Linked DNA regions of Mus musculus: regions 1 and 2 are each linked to region 3. Evidence: chromatin loops called from intact Hi-C (ENCODE). Cell type or tissue: left cerebral cortex. All regions are shown on one strand.

What was found. Hi-C counts contacts between places; a loop is a spot of excess contacts. Peaks named below come from ENCODE experiments on the same cell type or tissue, not always from the same donor. Only the 100,000 strongest peaks of a DNase experiment are listed, where the experiment ranks them.
Region 1: a loop joins it to region 3, with 4 times the contacts of the local background. A loop is called at or near these places in 29 of 42 quality-filtered maps.
Region 2: it touches region 3 in a loop (4-fold over the local background); 8 of 42 quality-filtered maps call a loop at or near these places.

What each region holds. Positions count from the first base shown.
Region 1 is chr5:137,102,995-137,105,494 of GRCm38, forward strand. No RefSeq gene overlaps it. Among named protein-coding and RNA genes, the nearest start is that of Trim56, 12 kb to the right of the region's middle. In left cerebral cortex, a CTCF peak has its summit at 1,154 (motif pointing right); DNase peaks (open chromatin) are centred at 139 and 424; H3K27ac peaks cover 954 bases.
Region 2 is chr5:137,288,374-137,290,873 of GRCm38, forward strand. It overlaps Ache (acetylcholinesterase), which reads left to right. Exons shown (of 5, transcript NM_009599.4): 2 at 1,639-2,500. The coding sequence starts at 1,661. Gm42456 (a long non-coding RNA gene) reads right to left here and starts at 271. Exons shown (of 4, transcript XR_003955815.1): 1 at 192-271. In left cerebral cortex, a CTCF peak has its summit at 941; DNase peaks (open chromatin) are centred at 83, 800, 1,429 and 2,483; H3K4me3 peaks cover 1,329 bases; H3K27ac peaks cover 1,314 bases.
Region 3 is chr5:137,031,143-137,033,642 of GRCm38, forward strand. Vgf (VGF nerve growth factor inducible) reads left to right here. Exons shown (of 2, transcript NM_001039385.1): 2 at 1-2,209. The coding sequence ends at 1,697. Among named protein-coding and RNA genes, the nearest start is that of Vgf, 2.1 kb to the left of the region's middle. In left cerebral cortex, CTCF peaks have their summits at 1,081 (motif pointing right) and 1,746; DNase peaks (open chromatin) are centred at 464, 1,136, 1,686 and 2,256; H3K4me3 peaks cover 2,147 bases; H3K27ac peaks cover 2,072 bases.

The DNA of each region.
Region 1 (2,500 bases), 72 kb after region 3:
GGTCTGACCACAGAGGCAGGCGTTCCGCCTTGGGGTTTGAAGCTGGGAACTAGTTGTCCTCTCTGTAATCTTGGCTCACATGGACTGAGGCAGTCTCCTGTCGCCGCCAGGCCCCCTCAGCTTGCTGCTGAGTCACGTTCCCCCGGGCTCGCCCAAGCGCCCAGGTCTACGCTTAGTCATCGGAGAATGAATTGCAGAATTCTTCTGTAGGCTGTCACTGCAGCAGTGAGGCTGTCCCTGAGCCAGGCCATTCACAGCATTCCCTCCCAGGCTGTCATTCTTTCTCCTTGCTGGGGGTCCTGGCTGGAAGAACAAGGCAGTGGAGGGGAGGGGCAGCCCAGAGTGGGAACTGTCTCAGAATTATCTTCCTGCATCTGCGTGTTAGACTTCTTCAAGGCCTCCATCCTCCTTTGTTCCTTCTATCTTCCTGTCTTGTGTGTGGGCGTATCTGTGCACGTGTGAGCCAGCGTGAGGTAGCGGAAACCAGCGGACAGCCATGGCTGTCGGGCCTCAGGCTCCATTTACTTCGTATGTTTGAGAATTGGCCTCATTGGCCTAGGACTCACAAGTAGGACTCACCAGGCTGACCAGCCACATCTCCAGGGCTGGGATTGTAAGGGCACACTACCGTGTGTCTCTTAAAAACAAACAAACAAACAAACAAAGCCATTCTTGGTTGTGTGTGCGTGCATGTGTGCCTGTTTGTATGCCACTGCAGATGTGTGGAGGTCAGAGGACAACCCGAGGGAGTCGCTTCTCTCCCTCCACCTTGTGGGGTTTCTGGCTTGGCAGCACACAACTTTCCTGCTGTGCCTTCTTGCTGGCTCAGTGCATGGCTCTCAGGAAGGCTCACATCAGAAGCAGAGCGTTGCTCTGGAGGGCTCCATTTGCCCTGCAGAACAGCAGAGCTGAGAGGAGTCTGGGTCACAGGATCACTGTGCTGTGGTCACTCTTCCTCTACAGTGTCTTCAAGGAATCTGTGTGCCCATCCAGGGAGTGACCACCAGGCAGCCATGGTAATCTCTGCTTCCTAGGTACTGGTGTTGAACATTCTCCATGCCCCGGAGCTCATCTGTCTCGGTTTGAATGTGAAATGTCTCTCACAGGCTCATGTTTTGAGATTCTATTTACTTTCAGCTATGAGTATGGGTATGTACACCTGCCTGCAGTACCCACAGAAGCCAAAAGAGGGTGTCAGCTCCCCTGGAGCTTGAGTTAAGGGAGGCTCATGTGAAGGGAGATACTGGAAACTGGACTAAGGTCCTCTGCTAGAATAGTGCATGCTTTCAACTGCTGAGCCATCTCTCCACCACCAAGCAACTGCCCCTGGCTTGCAGTAGTCTTCTGGGGGCTGGGGTGGGGTGGGGGATGGAGACTTTAAGAGGTGGGGCATGGTGGTGAAGTGTGTCACCAAGGGGGTGAGCTTTGGAAAGTTACATCTGTCCCCCGGCTTCAGTCTGCACTACTTCCTGGTTCCCTGTGATATAAGGAGTCTTTATCACACACTCCTAATGCCATGGCGGACTGAGACCCTTTGAAACTGTGAGCTGAGATGCGTCCCTTCTCTCTTGTTTCTGCAGGGTTACTGTGTGTCTTTGTGTAGCTATGTCTATGTGTGCGGAATGTAAGTCAGAAGTCAATGCTGGGTGTCTTCTCCCTCTCTCACACAACACACACAGAGACCCACACACACACAAACAGACACACATACACACACACACTCACACACTTTATTCATGTTATTTTGGGTTTGTACTTGGGGCAGGAGCACACATGCCATGGTGGGCATGTGAAAGCCAGAGGAGAGCTTGCAGGAATCAGCCCATCTTTCTACCCAGGTGGATTCCAGGGATCAAACTCGGGCCATCTGGCTTGGTGACAGCTATCTTGTCACTACACATCTGAGAGAGGGTCTCTCACTTAACTCGAAGCTCGCTGATTCAGCTAGACGAGCTAACCCATGAACTCCAGGGATCTGTCCATGTCTGCCTCTCCAGCACGGGGGATCATAGGCATGCATCAGCGAGCCGGTTGTTCTGTGGAGGCTGGGGATCTGAATTCAGGCCCTCGTGCTTCATTTGGCAAATGCTTTACTCTCTGAGCCATCTCCCTAGTCCCTGTGAGGTACTTTCAGTCACAGCCACTGTGCTGGCTAGCTTTCCTGTCAACCTGACACAAACTAGAGTCATCCAGGAGGAGGAATGTCAGTGAGGAACTGCCTCCATTAGACTGGCCAGAAGGGAGCCTGTGGGACATTTTCTTGATTGACAGTTGATGTAGCAGGGCCCAGCCCATTAAGGGTGATCAGCAGATGGGCCCCAGTTGCATTGCATAAAAGAGCAATCCAGGGGCCTAGAGAGGATGGCTTAGTGGTTAAGAACACTGGCTACTTTTCCAGAGGAGTTGGTTTCAATTGCTAGCACTCACATGGCAGCTCACAACCATTGGCATCTGACTTCTGGCCTCTGAGCAAGCCAGGGCGGGGCAGCATCCTTCCATG
Region 2 (2,500 bases), 260 kb after region 3:
CTCCCAACCCACCCAGGACCCTCCACCGAGTCGGGACCAATCCGCATCCCGGGGGAAACGTGCGATCCTGGAACGATCGAAGCCCCCCAACAGAGCTCCTACTGCACCTCCTGCCCCGTGGGGCCTGCCTAGAGGGGCCCCTCCACTGCCTCGCACTCCTCTGAAACTCCCGCTAGCCGCTGCATACTTACTGATGATGCTCGCTGGGCCGGCCGCTGCCTCTGCGCTCCCTTCCTGCAGGGACCCCCTGAAGGCCCCTTCCCCACTCTCTTCAAAGTCTGGGGACACTGGAAGACGCCCCCTGTTTGGGGCGGAGCCCAAACTGCGCAGGTTACTGACATCCCGAATGCACCACCCCCCATCCCGAGGGCCGCGACCCCAACGTCCCTACCCAGCTGAGCCCCTTGCCAGCTCCAGGACCCCTCCTGCGCTCTCTCTCTCTCTCTCTCTCTCTCTCTCTCTCTCTCTCTCTCTCTCTGACTCTGTCTCTCTCTATGTGTCTCTGTCTCTCTCTTTCCCTCCCTCCCTCCCTCCCTCCCTCTCACCCTCCCACCCTCCCTCTAAAAGGAGGCTCAGCGGAAGCCCCGAGTTATAATTAGCCCCACTCGGGTTTCCTGGTTAATCTCCAACAACGCCACTATCCCCAGATCCAGGCGACCAGAACTGGCTGGGTGATGGGTGAACACCCGGAGGGGGTAGTTCCGACCCGGGGAATTTTGATCTCTTGGCTGGAGACGCCGGAACTACAGCAGCTGTTGCCCCCAAAATAGCGCCCCTGCCTTTGCTACGGGGATCTCCGGAGCTCCCGGAACACAGACGTCCTGGCTCGCCCTTCAACCCCCTCTGCGATGCTCACGATTCTCCAGATACCCCCACACCAAGGCTCGGGCGGGGAGCTCTGGCCTCTTCTTGGTCTCTACTGCTCCCGGTTGGCAGTGGAGGGCATTGCAATATGGGGATGCAATAGGGGCTTGAGTTCTGGTGAGCCCCACAAGGGGCGAGTGAGACAGTTGGCTGGAGTCAGGCGAGAGGGGTGCGGTTGATGTAAAGCAAACGGGTACCAACCGGCCGTACCAGAAAGAAGAGAGGCGGAGCAGGGTGGGGCAAGGTGTCGACTGGACAAGATTCCAAGATGCCTTCAGAACCTGGGACTCCCGATACCTTGAATGCCCAACCCACTCCCCAGAAGGCTTTGGCTAACCCAGGAGAGGCTTGGGCTGTGCTTTCTTATAACTTGCAAGCTCCCGAAGGGGCCACACCCGTCCGTCCATGAGGGTCCCCTGCACCTGTCCTGGGGCCTATACAAAGCCTTTCCAACCCTGTGCTGTATACTAGGGGTCTTAGCTCAAGCTGCAGGGGAAAGAGGTATGGAGGCCCTTGGAACTTGCTGGGCAAGGGAGACTATGTATTAGCCAGGCTTATCTCAGTTGGCTGCATTTGTTGCGGTATGGGTGTGTGTATGTCTGATCTTGTGTTTGTCTGCCTGTGTCGCGTCTCCTAGCTTGACTCCATTTCTCCCCTCCCCTTACCAATCTGCCACACCTCCTCTGCAACTCCTTGATAAGCCCTGGGCAAGACTGTTTCTTAATCTCCCACTGAGCTGCTGTCTTCACCCTTTGCCTTTCTTTCTCCCAGCAGACACCAGCCTGTCCTGGCAGTCATGAGGCCTCCCTGGTATCCCCTGCATACACCTTCCCTGGCTTTTCCACTCCTCTTCCTCCTCCTCTCCCTCCTGGGAGGAGGGGCAAGGGCTGAGGGCCGGGAAGACCCGCAGCTGCTGGTGAGGGTTCGAGGGGGCCAGCTGAGGGGCATCCGCCTGAAGGCCCCTGGAGGCCCAGTCTCAGCTTTTCTGGGCATCCCCTTTGCAGAGCCACCTGTGGGCTCACGTAGATTTATGCCACCAGAGCCCAAGCGGCCCTGGTCAGGAGTGTTGGATGCTACCACCTTCCAAAATGTCTGCTACCAGTACGTGGACACCCTGTACCCTGGGTTTGAGGGTACTGAGATGTGGAACCCCAACCGAGAGTTGAGTGAAGACTGCCTGTATCTTAATGTGTGGACACCATACCCCAGACCTGCTTCTCCCACACCTGTCCTCATCTGGATCTATGGGGGTGGTTTCTACAGCGGAGCGGCCTCCTTGGATGTGTATGACGGCCGTTTCCTGGCCCAGGTTGAGGGAGCTGTGTTGGTATCTATGAACTACCGAGTGGGAACCTTTGGCTTCTTGGCCCTACCAGGAAGCAGAGAAGCCCCTGGCAATGTAGGTCTGCTGGATCAACGGCTTGCCTTGCAATGGGTGCAAGAAAATATTGCAGCCTTTGGGGGCGACCCGATGTCAGTGACTCTGTTTGGGGAGAGTGCGGGTGCAGCCTCCGTGGGCATGCACATACTGTCCCTGCCCAGCAGGAGCCTCTTCCACAGGGCTGTCCTCCAGAGTGGCACACCCAATGGGCCCTGGGCCACTGTGAGTGCTGGAGAGGCCAGGCGCAGGGCCACA
Region 3 (2,500 bases):
AGGATGACGGCGTACCAGAGGTCCGAGCTGCTCGGAATCCCGAGCCTCAGGACCAGGGAGAGCTCTTCCAGGGCGTGGATCCCCGGGCGCTGGCCTCGGTACTGTTGCAGGCACTGGACCGTCCGGCCTCGCCCCCGTCGGTCCCGGGAGGTTCCCAGCAGGGAACACCCGAAGAAGCAGCAGAAGCTCTGCTGACCGAGTCCGTGCGCAGTCAGACCCATAGCCTCCCGGCACCAGAAATCCAAGCGCCCGCTGTGGCCCCCCCTCGCCCTCAGACTCAGGACCGCGATCCCGAGGAGGACGACCGCTCAGAAGAGCTGGAGGCGCTAGCATCCTTGCTCCAAGAACTTCGAGATTTCAGTCCGAGCAATGCTAAGCGCCAACAAGAGACGGCGGCAGCAGAGACTGAAACCCGCACGCACACGCTGACCCGAGTCAATCTGGAGAGCCCCGGGCCAGAGCGCGTGTGGCGCGCTTCCTGGGGAGAGTTCCAGGCGCGCGTTCCGGAGCGCGCTCCTCTTCCGCCCCCGGTCCCTTCCCAATTCCAGGCTCGAATGTCCGAAAGCGCTCCCCTTCCCGAAACTCATCAGTTCGGGGAAGGAGTGTCCTCCCCTAAAACACATTTAGGTGAGACTTTGACACCCTTATCCAAGGCGTATCAAAGTCTAGGTGGCCCCTTCCCTAAGGTGCGCCGGCTCGAGGGCTCATTCCTGGGCGGCTCCGAGGCAGGAGAGCGCCTGCTTCAGCAAGGATTAGCTCAGGTAGAGGCAGGGAGGAGACAGGCGGAGGCCACCCGGCAGGCCGCGGCGCAAGAAGAGCGGCTGGCCGATCTCGCCTCCGACCTGCTGCTCCAGTATCTGTTGCAGGGCGGAGCCCGGCAGCGCGATCTCGGGGGTCGCGAGCTGCAGGAGACGCAGCAAGAGCGGGAGAACGAGAGGGAGGAGGAGGCAGAGCAGGAGAGGCGAGGTGGTGGGGAGGACGATGTGGGGGAAGAGGATGAGGAGGCGGCGGAGGCGGAGGCGGAGGCAGAGGAGGCGGAGAGGGCGCGGCAGAACGCACTCCTGTTCGCCGAGGAGGAGGACGGGGAAGCCGGAGCCGAGGACAAACGCTCCCAGGAGGAGGCGCCAGGCCATCGGCGGAAGGATGCTGAGGGGGCAGAGGAGGGCGGGGAGGAGGATGACGACGACGAGGAGATGGATCCGCAGACGATCGATAGTCTCATTGAACTGTCCACCAAACTCCACCTGCCAGCAGACGATGTGGTCAGCATCATCGAAGAGGTGGAGGAGAAACGGAAGCGGAAGAAGAACGCCCCTCCCGAGCCGGTGCCGCCTCCCAGGGCTGCCCCAGCCCCGACCCATGTCCGCTCTCCGCAGCCCCCACCTCCCGCCCCAGCCCGGGATGAGTTGCCGGACTGGAACGAAGTGCTCCCACCCTGGGATCGGGAGGAGGATGAGGTGTTTCCCCCGGGGCCCTATCACCCCTTCCCAAACTACATTCGGCCGCGGACACTGCAGCCGCCCGCATCCTCCCGCCGCCGTCACTTCCATCACGCGTTGCCACCTGCGCGCCACCATCCGGATCTGGAGGCCCAGGCCAGGCGCGCGCAGGAGGAAGCGGACGCGGAGGAGCGCCGGCTGCAGGAGCAGGAGGAGCTGGAGAATTACATTGAGCACGTGCTGCTGCACCGCCCGTGACCCGCCCCGGCCCCGCCTCCGCGCGCTCGCTCCCAGCTGCGCGCGCCACCACGCCCCCCTCCGTGTCGCTCCTCCTCCCTCTCAGTGTTTGCATGCGCCCTGGCTCCGCCCCTCGGCTGCCGCCCGGCCCCGCCCCACAAGGCCCCGCCTCGGGTTCTGTCGGCACCGGACCTGTCAGACTTCCCTGGGGTCTGCAGTCTAGAACACACAAAACTCGCAGGCAATCCCGGGGCCAGCCCAGGCGGGTGTGTGGTTTGTGCGAGTCCCCTTATATCCCCACTTCCTCCAGGGGCCTCGTCCCCATCTAGTTTCTCTAGCGACTTCCCAGTCCCAGACGGGAAAGGCTGTTCTATTTAATCGTGTGAAGTGTCTGTCTCCCAGCCTTGGGGCCCCCGGAGCCTCCCCTCTTCTCCAAATTGCTGTGAACTTACCCACTTCTCCTTCTCTGTTGTAAATACCCCTCACGGAGGAAATAGTTTTGCTAAGAAATAAAAGTGACTATTTTATTAGGACTTTGTTTTCCGTTATTCACCCGTCCCCTTGGGCCTGCCTGGTCCTCTCCAAGGGGCGGTGAGGGAAGCGCCAGTCAGCACAGGCTCCCTACTCTCTGACTAAAGCCAGACTGGGTGGGAGAAAGGCGTGAAGGTGAACCTGGAAATGGAATGTCCTAGTAATGCCTCGTAAGACACAACTTTGGGGCTAGTGAGATGGTCCGGTGGGTAAAGGCACACGGTGCCAAGCAAGACATGAGTGTAATACCTGGGTTCCTTCCACATGACAGGAGAGGACGGACTACTGCAAGT